2 separate regions of the Homo sapiens genome follow, and region 1 is linked to region 2. A link is a contact called in ENCODE Hi-C or POLR2A ChIA-PET data. All regions are on one chromosome and are shown on one strand. The core of a region is the stretch at or near the end of the contact, and the rest is flanking DNA. Distances in the headings are between cores, read along the strand shown.

Region 1 (5,161 bases), core at 1-2,500, 98 kb before region 2:
TGATGGTCCATTACACACAGACAGTGAGACGTTCCGTAAGAGAGCAGAGAGAACACGGAGGAAGTTTGGAAGGTGCATGTCTGGGTTTGTGTAACAGTACTTATAGCATCACATTTTTATGCATCTGCACCCATACGTGCATGTATTGAAAATAACTGTGTTTCAAAGTGCTTTCTCACTCACTTCCTCATTTTGTACTAAGTGACTCGGGAAACAGGCAGAGGAGGTAAGATGATGTTTTCCAGAGGGGGGAAAGTGTGGCACAGATCTTGTAACTGATCTGCTTAGGTAGGAAACATAAACAGGCGTGAGTGGAACAAGAACACCCTGTCCGTCGCCGCCCACTCCTGCAGCAGAGGAAGTATCTAGAACTGAGGACGCACACTAAGTTCTGTAATCGCATGATACCTGGCAGGTACAATGAAGCCAGGAAGGCACTTCGGATTGAAAAGGGCAAGGACATAGGCAGCATTCTGGAGAGGGAACGTGAGCCAAGGCCATTCCCCCATTTCCGTTTTACCTCCCCAAGTCCTGCCTGAATCATCCCCCATCCTTAGGTCTGCCCAAACCACAACCATCCCTTAGGGTTCACCCCAGATATTTTCAACCCACACTGGTTTTTTTCATTCCATTGATTTCACCCCCACTAATATCCCAGAGAAGGGCAAGTGGCCGTTTCTCTCCTGGACATCATAGCAGGCCCAGCCAGCACACGGCTCGGCTCAGAGCAGGTAGTTAATAAACATGAGCCGAATGAAAGAATTCCTGAGATCGCCACCGCTCAGTAAGGATGCCCTGAGCCCCTACATCCCTCCCCCAACAGAGTGGGCCTGCCTGGCACGGGCGGCCTTAGCAACCCGGAGGAGCTCACTAACAGCAGAGAGCAAGGGGGCGCGTGGGGAGGGCGGGGTGGCCCAAGACGCTGGGCCACTGGGACCCGAGCGCGCGACCCCAGCCGGAATTCGGAGCTAAGGCTGCCGCGCTCCGGCAAAACGCGCTTGATGAGGTCGTTAAAGATTTCCCCCTCTGGAAAATCGCCAGGGAAAAGTGGTGAAAAACGAAGCCGGGAGGGCCCTAGTCTCGGGAGTCTAGGAGGAGCCCAACCCCCGGACCTAATGCCGCAGGGAGAAAAGACAGAGCAGCGAGCGCAAATACCATCCTAGCTCCAATAAAAGGGAACGACTTTTACCGCAGGAAGAACCTAGGCCTGGAAGCCACGCGAGATCTGGGGGTCGGGATCACGTTGCGTTGCCTAGCGACAGCAGGGACGCTCGTGGGACCCCAGGCTAAACCCCGCTGTAGCCTTAAATCTCCTACCATGGAGGAAGAAGGCGGCGGCCGCAGCTGTGGGACCACTAGGGAGCTGCAGAAGCTGAAGCAGCAGGCGATGGAGTACTACCGGGAGAACGACGTTCCGCGCAGGCTGGAAGAGCTGCTCAACTCCACCTTCTACCTCCAGCCTGCCGACGTCTACGGGCACCTGGTAGGGACCTGGGACAAGCGCTCTCCTCCCGCCAACCCCTCTCCCCCCGCCCCGCGCTGCGGCAACGCCTTGCGCCTGCGCCTGCGCCTCAGAATCTCGCATGCCAGCCGCCCGGGCCCTGGGCCTGCGTGTGCGGAGGAGACTTCTGGAGGGAAGGAGCGGGAAGGACACCCAGGGGTGAAGGGATCTCCCCAGAGAAAGTGGCAGAAAGGAGGCAGCTGGAGGAAAGAGGGCGCTAGGCGTATTTGACCTGCAGCGGCAGCCCAGGGGCTGGCAGGCTTCCTCGCTGCCTAAGAGGCCTCTCCGTTTGTGGGCCGGCCCACCGCCCATGCTTGCCAATTGTCATTTTTAACACATACCTTAATGCCCTCAGCTCAGCTCACCGACCTTAAGCAGCTCCTCTTTGATCACAGGATGAACACCTTGGCGTTTGCTACAACTTGGCTTCAGCCTATTCTGGGGCCTCATCCTACTGGCTCCTCTGCCGGGATGCCAGTTAATATCTGACCAGCCCCGCCCTAAACTCCAAAATTCAGACCAAAGCCTTGCCCACGTAGCCCTGGACCAACCGTCCTTCTGGGTTCCTACAGCATTTCCTTCGTGTATTGTAGTCTCTTGAGGCAGCCTCCCTAGGCAGCCTGTGAGCCCCTGCTGGGCTCAGAAGCCTTGTCTTCTCACCTTCCGGGTCTCTGCCCAGCCCTGAGATCTGGCACATACCTTAGCGTTAAGCAGTGAGCAGCTGAAGCAAAGACGTTTTCTCCCTTCCAGATCTATAAGTAGTAAGGAAGGCAGTGTGGCTGGGGCCCCTAGGAGTTTGCACTATGGCAAGGCAAAGCAAGGAGGCAATGTGAACACCAAGCAGAAGGAGTCCTATGAAGAGGCAGATGTGCTGTCAGGGTGCAAAACCACGTCGTATTGAGGCAGTTGATATAAAGGATGTTCCGCGAATGACTTTTTCCCACTCATGGCCTATACTATCAAAGGGGAGAGGTGTGGGGTTTACTGAGCCCCTTGTGCTGCGTACTGTAACTCAATCCTCAGTACCACTGCGACGAGGTAAAAATGATGATTCCCATTTTACAAATAAAGAACCTGTGGCCAGTGCAATTTAAATGATTTTCCCAAAGGACATAGTGACAGAAGAAAAAAAATCAAACCACATTTGTGTCCCTAGTACCCAGCAGAGTGCATGGCACACAGTGGATGCTGAGAAACTACCTGCAGGATGAATGAGTGAATGCTTGACTCTCATTCCATTCTCTTCCTACTATCTGTTGCTAGAGGAATTCTTGAACACAATCTATTCTAACGTCCTCATTTTACAGGGACACCAAGTCTTTGTCTCACAGCTACTTAGTGTACAAGCTAGGACTAAAAACATGGACTCTTGTTCCCCAGTATAATGATCTTCTTATTCTATTAGGCAGCCAGGATATTCGTTTGTACAGCTCTCTGGGAACTTACATCTTAGTTTGGGACAAAAGTCACTAATACATAAAATAATTGGAGCAAAAGATAAGGTGATAGATGACTGTGTGCTAGATTGAGGGGCAGATCCCTATATGCCTATTAAAGGAATTCAGGGATGGAAAAGATCCTTGGAGGCTGTATATCCAGGAAGGCTTTGGCTTGGACTTCGAAGGATGTTCAGGAATTGCAGAGGCAAAAAAGCAAACTCCTTGAACCTGGGAATCGGAGGTTGCAGTGAGCCGAGATTGCACCACTGCACTCCAGCCTCGGCAACAGAGCGAGACTCCGTCTCAAAAAGAAAAACAGAAAAAAGCAATCTCCTTTTCCTTTTCTTAGTAACTGCCCTAGTTTTGGCCGTGCTTACTCTCACCTCGTCTCTCCCTCTATCTAGTTCATCCTGCAGAATGCTGCCAGAGCAGTGTCCTAACATGCAAGTCTGACCACACTTCTCTTCCTCAGAACCTCCTGTGGCTTTCCCGTGCTTGCTGGCCTTCATGTGTGTGGTTCACAGTGCTCAGCCCCTCCCTCTGGTAACAGGCGCATCTCCCACTCCCTGCCCTCCTCCTCTACACCGAATCACTGACTGTTCCCCAAAGCCAGAAGTTTCCTACCTCCCTCCTCTTTGCTTGTCCCATTCTCTCTCCCTGAAATATCTGCTCACCACATCTCCCCCTTGACTGGCACTGAAACACTATACCTCCTCCAGTGTTCAGCTCCAATGTCATTTCTTCTGTCCCTCTCCAACATTGATATGGCTTGGCTCTATCCCCTCCCAAACCTCATCTTGAATTGTACTGCTCATAATCCCCACATATGACATGTGGGGAGGGACCGGGTGGGAGGTAATTAAATTATGGGGGTGGTTACTCTCATGCTGTTCTCGTGATAGTGACTTCTCATGAGAGCTGATGGTTTTATAAGGGGCTTCCCCGCTTCACTTTGCACTTCTCCTTCCCGCCCTCATGTGAAGAAGGATGTGTTTGCTTCTCCCTCCACCATGATTGTAAGTTTCCTGAGGCCTCTGCAGCTGTGCAGAACTGTGAGTCAATTAAACCTCTTTCCTTTATAAATTACCCAGTCTCAGGCAGTCCTTGATAGCAGTGTGAGAACAAACTAAGACAGACATATTAGAGGAATTCACACATGGTAAAGATCCTTGTAGGCAATAACAATACAATTTATTCCATCATCATAAAACTGAATGAGAGAGTTTTGGACTGGGAATGTGGCAGATCTGGTTTTGATTCTTATCTCTGCCACTTCCTCACTGTGATAGAGTTACACTGATGGTCCTCCAAGAAACTACACTTCCAGTGTGAACACCTTTTTGTAAGTCCCTCCCACACTGACTCTGGAATTGGCTATGTCACTTACTTTGATCAATAGGACCTTGACAAACACGATACAAACAGAGAGTTGATCAGTGCTGGCATATGGAAGCTTGTCCTCTTGGAATCTAGTCATCATGCTGTGAGGATGTCCCAATTACCCTACTGGAAAGAGTGAGGTTGTGTAGAGAAAGACCTTGGCAGATACGAGACCCCTCAGGATATCCTGTGAGAAAGATAGATGCCCAGCCAACCCCTCACTGTGCCAGCCATCCCAGCTACGGCACTGGACATTGAGTGAAAACAGCTTGGATATGCTGGCTCCTGTCAAGCCTCCAGATGATTACATCTGCATAAGGGACTCCAGAGAAGCCCAGCAAAAGAATTTCCCAGTTGAAGCCCCACCCAGATTACAGGACCATGAGCAAGTTAATGGTTTAAACCACCAAGGTTTGGGGTGGTCTGTTACAAAGCAGTAGATAATGGCCGGGCGCGGTGGCTCACGCCTGTAATCCCAGCACTTTGGGAGGCTGAGGCGGGCGGATCACAAGGTCAGGAGATCGAGACCATCCTGGCTAACACGGTGAAACCCTGTCTCTACTAAAAATACAAAAAATTAGCTGGGAGTGGTGTCGGGCGACTGTAGTCCCAGCTACTCGTGAGGCTGAGGCAGGAGAATGGCGTGAACCCGGGAGGCGGAGCTTGCAGCGAGCCAAGATTGTGCCACTGCACTCCAGCCTGGGTGACAGAGTGAGACTCCGTCTCAAAAAAAAAAAAAAAAAAAACCAAAGCAGTAGATAATGAAAACATTAGCTAAGTGATCTTGGACAGTTAATTTTTGTGGAACTGTCTGCCCATCTGTGGGATGGAGATGATATCA
Region 2 (4,696 bases), core at 606-3,105:
AAAAATTCAAGGGAGGGGTAAGAGTAGAGAGGGATGTTCATGGGTTTGTAAGGTACCAGCAAGTATAAAGAGATTCCTTTTACTGGTATTTCCTCTGTCTTCCATATATATATAAATATATATATAAACATATTTAACAAAACATTTAATATGTATATATGTAGAGAGAGTTTTTTTTAAGATTGGAAGAATATACACTAAAATGGTACTAGTGCTTATCTCTGGATTGTAAAGGTTGAGATTTTTTTCTTTCCTTACATGAATCTAAATTTTCCACCAAAAAAAGTATACTACCTGAATATATACATTTTTATGTATAAAAATATATGTATTATATATAATATTAAATGTAAATAAATGTATAAATTATGTATATGTATATACATATGTATAAAATGTAAATATTTTATATATAAATATATAAAATGATTTATATATAAATATATAAAATGATTTATATATAAATATATAAAATGATTTATATATAAATATATAAAATGATTTATATATAAATATATAAAATGATTTATATATAAATATATAAAATGATTTATATATAAATATATAAAATGATTTATATATAAATATATAAAATGATTTATATATATAATATATATATATGTTTTATTTATTTATTTATTTATTTTTTGAGAGATGGAGTCTCACTATGTCTGTCGCCCAGGCTGGAAGGCAGTGGTGCAATCTTGGTTCACTGCAACCTCCGCCTCCTAGGTTCAAGTGATTCTCCTGCCTCAGCCTCCTGAGTAGCTGGGATTACAGGCAGGTGCGTGCCACCATATCTGGCTAATTTTTGTATTTCAGTAGAGACGAGGTTTTACCATGTTGGCCAGGCTGGTCTCAAACTCCTGATCTCAAGTAATCCGCCCACCTCAGCCTCCCAAAGTGCTGGGATTACAGGTGTGAGCCACCGCGCCTGGACATATAAGTTATTTTTAAGTGTTCTCCATATTTACAAAGGAGAGAAACAGCCTTAGATGCATTCAGAACCAAAGAATCAGAGCTTTGTACCAAGGAGTTACTGCAAGACCGAAAGCTTCAAAAGGTCCTGTCAAATAAAAGTAATATAAATTCTTTGCTATTTTCAACATTCAGTGGCCTATTTTGTTAAATAGTGATAATGACAGGACAGAGGGAGTGACGATACCATTAGATATTAGGCACAAGCTGGGCAGACAGCACACTGTCCATCCACTTCTGGTGAGTCACCTCCACCCTGAGCTGAGTCATACCAACAAAATCTTTCAAAAGGCTCTCTTAACAGCTGCCTTCACACACTGCTCCACCAGGGCACTTCAATCCTAACTGACTTAAGGACTGGTTTGCTGCGTAATGACATAGAATTTCAAACTCTGTACTCAATCTACAGCCTCTTCAGATGAAAGACTAATAAGTAAAGCAATAAGAGTGGTGATTTTTTGGTGTGAATTATAGGTCCCTGAGAGCTAAATGATTTTCAAGCCTATTTAAACAAGAAATTTCATGAAGAAAACAAAGAACACTATGACGATCTGAAGCCCAGGCAAGATAATTGACTCTCTTTTCTATGTCCAGAACACTATAATAAAAAGGGAATTTTCACGTGTCCTGGCCCTTCTGACTTGGAATCTGAAAGAAATCAGGTTGGTCCTAGTCAGGTATTTATTTATATAATTTTTCTCTCTTCCTAGACAGGGGACTCTCTGAAGGCAAGATCTACATGATTAATCCTTGCAGAACCCTTTTCCTAGCACAGTGAATCAAGACTGAAAATTCTACACCATTTCTATCTTTAAATACAGAAAGACTTGGAGAAATGTTACAATCCAGCATATTGCCCACATTTAACTACAAGGTCCTTTATTTACAAAAAAAATTCCCAGTTGATGAATCACAAAAAGATTGACAGCTACCACCAATAACAATAGGGAAGGCCCTGGGTCGCAAAGGTTTCCTGTTAGTGTTGCAGCTTCTAAACAAGGAAAGAGAGTGACTGAGGGAAAAAGAGAGAACAGAAAGTATATTAAGTTCTTCTTACCACTTCCAGAATTATTTTTGCAGAACTACACTTTGGCATCACTTCCTTGTCTTAAACTGGGAGATACATGAAACAGCCCCGATGAGAGCTGATGCTGTGTTTTATAACTAGATGGATAAAGTCACTGTTGCCCAAAGTACACAAAGTTTTCTCTGGATATAGCCACTGGAGACACTTCCCTCTCACCAGGAGAGCAGGTCTGCTTTTCCTGATCATTAGGTTCATTTTCATGTGATTCATTTAAATGATCATCAATCTCTTATTGCACTGACTGTCAGACAGCTCAGAACCAGATTTCAAACACACAGGCAGGAAATGTGCAAGACCTCAGAACAAGTATGCACTTTGTATACCAATCTAACTCTTACTTTCCTTTATCCCTTTTTCCACATCCTCTTAATTTAAAATTTCATCACATAATGTTACATGTTTTATGTAGACAGCCTAACCTCTTCTGGATTGAGATTTACTAAATAACCTACCAAACATATAAATGCTGAGGGGAGAGCTAAAAAGGCCATGATCCCTGGATATATGTAAGACAGAAATAGTATTTCGGTTTGAAGTTTCAAAATGAGTGGGTTCCTTGTTCCTCAAGTGAAATCACTTTTAGATGTCCCCAGACTCTAAGTTGGGTAATAAAACAATGGAAATGGGAGAGACACAATGCTAGAAAATCACAATATAGGAGAAGATTTTATTTACAGTCATATTTAGGCACAGGTGTAAAATGACACACAATATATGCAAACAGAACACACCGCATACGTATTTGAGAAAAAAAGACTGGACAGACTTACCTCTATTGCATTTTTCTAAGACTTTTCTCTGTTCAAGAACTTCTGAATTTAAAACAGTCTTTTCTTGTTTAACTTTATTTACCTAAAAATGTGAAATTTTGAGGGGAGAAAACACCAAAAATTGTAAAACAGGACATATGGCAATGTGTGATACTCAATTGCTGTTCAACTTTCAACATGAAGTTACAATTTAAAGCAGAAATTGGTTTCAATGTGTTAGGACTTTTTATTAAAGCTCTTCTTTAAAGCTTCAAGGATAGCTATTTAAGTTAGGATGTATACCTGGTACAGAACTTATTTATATATTCCAGTTGGCACTGGCACCTAAACATAACAGTATGCTAGCCATCCAATGTATATGATACATATTTTTTTAATTAAAAAAAAACAAAGAATATAGAGATGGGGTCTCCTATGTTGCCGAGGCTGGTCTCGAACTCCTGGGCTCAAGCAATCCTCCTGCTTCAGCCTCCCGAAGTGCTGGGATTACAGGCGTGAGCCACCATACCCAGCCATGATTCATATTTTTAATGCAAAAATCCAACTAAAGATCACCCAGAAAATACAAGAATCATTTAGTCAAGATCCGATACTCAATTTTGGTATTCATTTTAAATGTTGATTAGCATTAGGAGATATACCTAATGTAAATGACAAGTTAATGGGTGCAGCACACCAACATGGCACATGTATACATATGTAACAAACCTGCACATTGTGCACATGTGCCCTAGAACTTAAAGTATAATAATTTAAATAAAATACAATAAAATAAAAATGCTGATTATTTTTGACTTAAGTAAGATGAACATGAACTTTTAAAATAAGACTTTGAACTCTGATGACTCTTGGCTTAAATAAAACACATATAAATACTCCCACAAAAATTTAAATTTCTGAAGTAACTTTTGATGTCTATCAACGAAAGAGAATACTATAGAAAAGTTTTTTTAAAAAAAAAGAACATAAAGTAAAGCTACATATATCAAGGTAGAAGATAAATCTCAAATATATTGAATTTAGAAAGCAGGCATGTTTATAATATTTAAAAACACTCAAAATACTATGTATTGTAGTGAACATGTAAATATATGCACTGACATGATAAACACCAAGTTCAGAATAACAGTTGTTTAGGGAAACTGGGCAGGGAGCAAGGAGTATGCAACCAGAAAGAGTTACACCAGGGCTTTCATCACCATGCTAATATTCTGTGAATTAAGTTGGGTAGCAGGTATATGGATGTTCATTAAAAATAATTTTTTTAGAGACAGGGTCTCAGTCTGTCACTCAGGCTGGAGGGTGGTAATACGATCATAGCTCATTGCAGCCTGGAACTCCTGGGTTCAAGCAATCCTCCCACCTCAGCCCTCTGAGTAGCTGGGACTACAGGCACATGCCACCATGCCTGGCTAATATTTTTAAAAATTTTTTTGAGAGACGAGGTCTTGCTAGGAGGTCTTGCTGATCTCCAACTCCTGGGCTCAAGTGATCCTCCTGCCTCGGCCTCCCAAAGTGCTAGGATTACAGGCGTGAGCCACTGAACTCAGCCCCATTATTTTGTTCATTATGCCTTCTCAGATGTCTGAAATAGCCATAATAAAAATAATTGTTGAATTGTCTTCCAATAATACCTCTAAGTGGGAAGCGAGAGAATCATCAGTAAATAATCACAACTGAGGAACAGAGCACACTAAGAAACAAAGATAATGGTCCTGAAAGTGGCTCTGAATCCATCAGCACCTCCAGATAATCTATTAACTGGTTCTTTTAGTGTAGGCTTTATTTTTGGTTTTGGTTTAAATTAGTAACTGGTACACATTGTCCAACGGTAAGGTCCTTTCCAAAATATCATCTTCCT

The links. A loop is a pair of places that touch in the nucleus more often than their neighbours do. ChIA-PET counts read pairs that join two places held with the same protein, here RNA polymerase II (POLR2A). Pooled maps may share reads with other maps.
Region 1: a loop to region 2 is called in a map of endothelial cell of umbilical vein, with 3 times the contacts of the local background. The contact joins the promoter of ENO4 here to the enhancer-like site in region 2. A Hi-C loop is called at or near these places in 1 of 168 maps with a recorded cell type or tissue (endothelial cell of umbilical vein), 2 of 37 single-sample maps with no recorded cell type and 4 of 50 pooled maps. POLR2A ChIA-PET finds 5 or more read pairs at or near these places in 3 of 52 experiments (MCF 10A, OCI-LY7 and activated CD8-positive, alpha-beta memory T cell).

What each region holds. Positions count from the first base shown.
Region 1 is chr10:116,848,249-116,853,409 of GRCh38, forward strand. ENO4 (enolase 4) reads left to right here and starts at 1,251. Exons shown (of 14, transcript NM_001242699.2): 1 at 1,251-1,483. The coding sequence starts at 1,319. It also overlaps a transcript of HSPA12A not described here. RefSeq lists an enhancer at 1-67.
Region 2 is chr10:116,946,081-116,950,776 of GRCh38, forward strand. It overlaps SHTN1 (shootin 1), which reads right to left. Exons shown (of 17, transcript NM_001127211.3): 7 at 2,836-2,917. Among named protein-coding and RNA genes, the nearest start is that of SHTN1, 57 kb to the right of the region's middle. Within about 2 kb of position 1,856, at least 6 of the 41 ENCODE cell types and tissues checked have a DNase peak (open chromatin) inside an H3K27ac peak, as active enhancers do; they include endothelial cell of umbilical vein, where a contact is called at or near this core.